Linked DNA regions of Homo sapiens: region 1 is linked to region 2. The links are chromatin contacts, found by Hi-C or POLR2A ChIA-PET in ENCODE. All regions are on one chromosome and are shown on one strand. Each heading gives the region's core, a stretch centred on a gene start or an enhancer-like site at or near the end of the contact. The rest is flanking DNA. Distances are from core to core; before and after follow the strand shown.

Region 1 (2,930 bases), core at 136-2,635, 93 kb before region 2:
TATTTTTTCATCACCATGTTGTTTTGATATGCCTAGTCCATAGCAGCCCCTCAGTAAATAGCTGCTGAATGCATGGATAGCCTGTAATAAACATGTAGACCAAACATTCAGCTTGCAGTGGCTGCTGTTAGAGAAGGGATTATGCCTAAAGTGTGACCCAGGAGGTACTAAACTGGAACAAACTGGGGATGGAAGTAGGTTGGTCACCGCTCAGTGAAACCAGAAGTATTGGGTTGGGTTCAGGCTAGGTAGCCAGGCCCACAGGTGTAAAAACCAACTTAATAGGCAAGATAGGGCCAGGTGGGCTTGGTTGGAGGGACTGCTGGAGAGCCTGACCTAGGAGGGAGGGAAGCAAAGGCCTCACCAAAGAGGCAGAAGAGAGGATAAGGAAACCTCTGTGAGGGCTCCTGAAGGGCATGATGGGAAATAAATTTGAACAGGAAGACTGAAATTCCAAAGGCATTCATTTCCCATTCAGTATTGAAACACAGATTCCAACTAGATCAAAGACAAGGCAAAAAATATGAATAGAATCTTTATTGTTCTGCACATTCCTTTTTTTTATTTGAACTAGGGGAAGATGAGCCACAAAAAAACAATGGAGTAAATCCATCTCTCGAGTTTGTTAGAAAATCTGAGATTTATTAGTGCCTTCTATGTACCTACTTATCCCAGAGGCATGACTACCTGGGCTGACATTAAGGCACTACTAGAGTAACTGGAGCAGAGAGGTGGCTGCATATGAAAAGCTTTTCCTTGTCCTTGCAGACATCTCTCTTCAAACCAGTCACTCTGAAAGAATGTTTGACGTTAGCCACATGGGAATTGTCTGGCAGGTGACGTGGTTCATGCCTGCTTGCATTTCTTTTTCCCTTGGAGGTAACCAGATGCTCTTTGGGAATGCTTGCACATTTGGGCTATATCAGTTCCTGAAGTTTCTCCTTTTGTTGAACATAAAGTCTATGGGTTGTACTAAGGAGGCTTAGCCCTGGCCTTCTGGTGGGTGGGAAAAAAAATGGAACTAGCACTGCTTTAGGTCTGCATCAAGGTGCCCTGAACTCTGATGCAGGTAGGCAGGAAGTCAAGCCTTGGAGGCATTTTTCACTCCCTGCCCTGGAATTCTGGGATCTGCTTTCAGGAGAGCATGTAGCCCTTGCTCTGCCTTTGCTCATGGCAAACTTGGATGTTCTCTTCCTAAATTGGCACCTAGAATAATCCAGTGTGTGCTTGCAGATTCATCTTGCCCACACAAGCATGGGATTCTGCAAGAAAAATCAAGCATCCCGCCTATTCCATTACCCTCCATCTCTCTGTACTTGTCATGAACTCTGAGAGCTTGCTTTTAAGCACATGGGGGTGGAGGTGGGAGGCGGGGATTATTCTGACTGAAACCAGTCCTCCAAGTCTAGGCAGTAGGAGGCTGCAGAAAAGGAAATAGTGCAAGCCTGGGAAGTGAGTCTTGGGGGAACCTAGAGGATCTCATTATTTTCCCCTTGGATTCTGAGTCGGGCAGGGGGGGACAGTGTCATGTATTATTCTGAGATTAGATATCAGCTGAGCCTGGACTCCTTTGAAGAAGCAGCAGCTGCTTCTAGGCATGAGGTAGAGCTCTGACAGGCAATGGCCATGACGCTCTGGAGCGAGCTTCAGAAATCCCTGCAGGGGTAGCATTGTGTGCCCAAACAAAAGATTCACTTCACAGTAGCTTGGTCACCTGCCTGGACCTCTGTGTGCATAAGCTTTGCCAATACACATGATATCTCAACTGATGCAGGCTTGAAAAACAGTGTATGTCCCCTAGACCTCTCCCTGCACCCCAACACTATACCTTCCTGTTCTGCTCATGCCAAGCAAAAATGAAAACAAAACAAAACGTATAACCCCTTTCCTTCCTATTTGGTGCTTGTAACTGAGAAAATTAGGTTTGAGTAACACTCAATGTACATGACTTTATTTATACCAAGTTAAACAAATTAAGAGTGTGGGCTCTGGTATCAACACAGGATAGGTTGGAATCCCAGTTTTGCCACTTCCTGGCTTACTAAGTCTCTGTGTCCTCATAGGTAAAATGGGGGATAACAGTAGCACTTACCTCCTAAGATTTACTGAGAGGATGAAATGAAACCATATATTTAAAGGCTTAGCTGTGGTAAGCACTGTGTAAATATTCAACTCCTCCTGCTTTTCCATAAAGAAACAGAGCACCCTCCTCCTTCTGCTGGGTGAATCAGGGCTATTTCGTCTAACGTCTAATGGATAAGTCAGTTTGCCGTCACTCTTCCTTCCTTACCTATGACTTTTCCAGTCCCTCATTTCAGGCCCTTTGTGGTTTGATTGATGAAAAGATGGTAGAATGTAAGCTTGAAATACATTGTTTGGAAATACCTTGGGGAGGGGGATGCTAGGAAAAGGGAAAGGAAGAGAAGGCTGACAAAAGAGCCTCATGCCTTCTAATGAACACACTGAACCCTTGACCCCTTTTAGACATAAGCCCACTGCATTGGACTTTGGGTTATAAATATAGGACTACAATCCATTATTCTGAAGTCTAGAAAAAGCCTGAAAACCATGAGTGTTTTCATCTGCATGAAACTATTTGTATTCTTTATTTATCTAACTTAATATGAACATTCATGTTTCCCTGAAAAGGTATTAATGTGCTTGATTCCAAGGTGCTGCCCCAGGCTCTGCTGGGGGTGTTATGTAATGGGTACTATATGTATCACAGCACCATTCTGAATTCTGAGAAATCCTGAATTTTAGAAACAGATCTGCCCCCAGTGACTTTGTTTTTTTGTTGTTGTTGTTTTGTTTTTTTTTTTTTTTTGAGACAGTTTTGCTCTTGTTGCCCAGGCTGGAGTGCAATGGCGCGCTCTCGGCTCACCGCAACCTCCGCCTCCTGGGTTCAAGCGATTCTCCTGCCTCAGCCT
Region 2 (2,796 bases), core at 159-2,658:
TTCTTTGTAGTCTTGCCTAAGTCAGAGAGTATTTGTGTGACTTGGAATAAGTCATTTTACTTCTCTGGATCATTATTCCCTATCCTCCACTGACTACCAGTTATAAAAATGGGTACACTGAGGTTAGACTAAGATTTGACACTTAGAGTTCACGGAAGTTTGTTCAATGGCTATCAAGAACTTCTTCCAACTGCTAACAAGTACATAAAGAAGATTTAAATTTAAAAAGTGTTTAGATCAGAACAGAAAAAATTGAGTATCTTATGTAAAAGACAGGCTGATTTCATCCACCCCCACCGTCCCCACAAAAACTAGGCAAATGTCATTTTAACTTCATTTCTAAAGTGAAATATGATTTCAGATTGGAGTCTCTGTCTACTTTCCTTTTTGTTTTTTAAATAACCGGTCTTGTTTTCTTAGAAAAAAATTCATGCATATCAAAAATATCTAAAACTTCAGACTCCGCAAAGGACAAAAAAATTAGAAACAGAAAACATACACAATTGTATTCACCCAAAGATAAATTTATCATGTTGGACCCATATTTTTCTTTATATTTTTTCTCAAAATAACTGGATCAAACCATACATCCTGTTATACAATTTGAATAAAATATGCATCATACATTAATATACTAAAAAATATTAATGTTCTTCTCAGATTCAGGCAAAAATGAAATGATGAATTCCAATGTGATAGAATGCAAATGTGTGCAAAGTGATGGAGATACCCAAGAAAGGAGCTGACAATTGCATCTTAAAGGATGTCAAAATTTGCCAGGCAGAGAAGGGCAGAAAATATTTACCAGATATAAGAAAGAAACCACTAGAAACTGGCCAGTTGGAGACCTGGAGAAGTCTAGTTTGCCTGGCTGGTGTGGTGAGTGGGAGGGAATTCAGCAGGAGGTGAGCAGGGGGCGATGGGTCCTCTTTCTTTGACAGGCTTCAGAGGATGGAATTTGTTTTGTTGACAGTGGAGAACCAGGGACTTCATAGAATCAATTACTGCTTTATTTTAAAACAAATGAAACCGAGTGACCACAACCAAGATTCTACTTTGATCTTCTGTTAAAAACACATTTTGAAAAATTCAGGTGTTTTTGAAAATCTTCATATACAAGCCAAGCACAGTCACCAGGAACTTTCTCAGAAGCTTCTCATCACCTCAGCGGAAGCCTTTTAATACACGTTTTGGAGTTCTTTAGTGGCCTGCCTTAATACACAGGGCATTCAGTAACTCCAGCAATGGCAAATTCATTGTAAAGAGCACCCTGGGTAGAAGCTATTTTGGCCACACTCTCAGAGAGGAAGGAATGTGTTTGGCCCTGCTAGCCTGCGGGAGGGCTCTGATGAAGAAAGCGATGGAACCTAGCATTGCCATTTGTTTATTTAAACGAGTTTTTTTTTTTAACAGCTCATTGGCTCCACCCAGTGGGCAAGTGCTAGAATACAGCTTGCAGAGTCTTGCAGAGCTTTGAAGGATGGATCCAACTCAAATGTCTTTCCTGATGTTTCTGATCTGCTATTTCAACCATACATTCCCTTTATGAATTTAAGAGGCATCCCAGGAAACAGTTTTTATCCTGCATCTCAGTGACCTTGAATAAGTACCCTGTCCTCTCTGAAACTGTTACTCTGCTACTTAAAAAAAAACTCTGCCATATTTCTAGTGTCCATACTCTCTCAGTGGCATAATTGTTCTAGTATTTGCCCATTGTACCTATAATTCAAACTGGCATCAGTCTGGATAAAGAAAAAAATCTGGCATTTTGAAAATTCATGAATGACTGCAACCACCTATAATTATATATGTCAATTAATATATGCCAGTATTATCCGATTGCATATTCATAAGACTATCTTAGAGGCTTTAACCTACAATCACATGGTGTAGTAGAAAGAGCAAGCCTTTGCGGTCAGATAGACCTGAGTTTAAACCGTAGACCTGCAGCTTTCTATGTGACCTGGTAAGGTACTCTCCTTCCCTGAGGGTTTTTCCTCATCAATACAGTAGAGATGGCAAATCTTACTTCACAAAGTATAATATCTGTATAGCAGTAGACACTGGGACTGGCAAACAGCAGGCCTCTGTTTAATAAAAGCAGCGGTTACTGTTGAGCATTCTGTACCTTACCCATTTACCTTGAGCAAATAGCTTCTGCTCTGAAACTGGGATTCTTCCTCTGTCCATTGGAGGTCATAGTTCCCTGTCTTAGAGTTATACAGATGCAATGGTATAACCACCCCAAAGCACCTGGCATCTTATAGATATTTAACTATAGCTAGCTTCTTTCTTTTCAAAAGTACAGACCTATTGCAAATAATTAAGTTATAAAGCTAAAATTCTGTTTATCCCATGAACACACTTTCTCTCTCCCTACTTCTCTTTCTGTCTCTCTCAAACACACACACACATGCTCTTGTTGTATTCCCATCTTGTTTTCCTTGTCTGTGTCATCAAGAGTTAAGCCAAAAGCTGGGTGCAGTGGTTCACACCTGTAATCCCAGCACTTTGGGAGGCCAAGATGGGTAATGCTTGAGCTCAGGAGTCTGAGACCAACCAGGGCAACATGGTGAAATCCTGTCTATACAACAAACTTAAAAACTAGCCAGGTGTGGTGTTGTGTGCCTATAGTCCCAGCTACTCAGGAGTCTGAGGTGGGTGGATAGCTTGAGCCCGAGTGGTTGAGGCTGCAGTGAGCTGTTGCCACTGCACTCCAGCCTGGGCAACAGCAAGATCCTGTCGAAAAAATTAAAAATTGAAAAAATTAGATATACACATAGATTTGTAACTTCC

What was found. A loop is a pair of places that touch in the nucleus more often than their neighbours do. ChIA-PET counts read pairs that join two places held with the same protein, here RNA polymerase II (POLR2A). Pooled maps may share reads with other maps.
Region 1: a map of dorsolateral prefrontal cortex shows a loop between it and region 2 (2.6-fold over the local background). The contact joins two enhancer-like sites. A Hi-C loop is called at or near these places in 12 of 168 maps with a recorded cell type or tissue (Caco-2, OCI-LY7, PC-3 and 9 more) and 11 of 50 pooled maps. POLR2A ChIA-PET finds 5 or more read pairs at or near these places in 5 of 52 experiments (B cell, HEK293, MCF 10A and 2 more).

What each region holds. Positions count from the first base shown.
Region 1 is chr9:27,425,271-27,428,200 of GRCh38, reverse strand. The region is part of intron 2 of MOB3B (MOB kinase activator 3B); the gene reads left to right. Among named protein-coding and RNA genes, the nearest start is that of IFNK, 98 kb to the left of the region's middle. Within about 2 kb of position 1,385, at least 6 of the 41 ENCODE cell types and tissues checked have a DNase peak (open chromatin) inside an H3K27ac peak, as active enhancers do; they include dorsolateral prefrontal cortex, where a contact is called at or near this core.
Region 2 is chr9:27,331,968-27,334,763 of GRCh38, reverse strand. The region is part of intron 3 of MOB3B (MOB kinase activator 3B); the gene reads left to right. Among named protein-coding and RNA genes, the nearest start is that of EQTN, 36 kb to the right of the region's middle. Within about 2 kb of position 1,408, at least 3 of the 41 ENCODE cell types and tissues checked have a DNase peak (open chromatin) inside an H3K27ac peak, as active enhancers do; they include dorsolateral prefrontal cortex, where a contact is called at or near this core.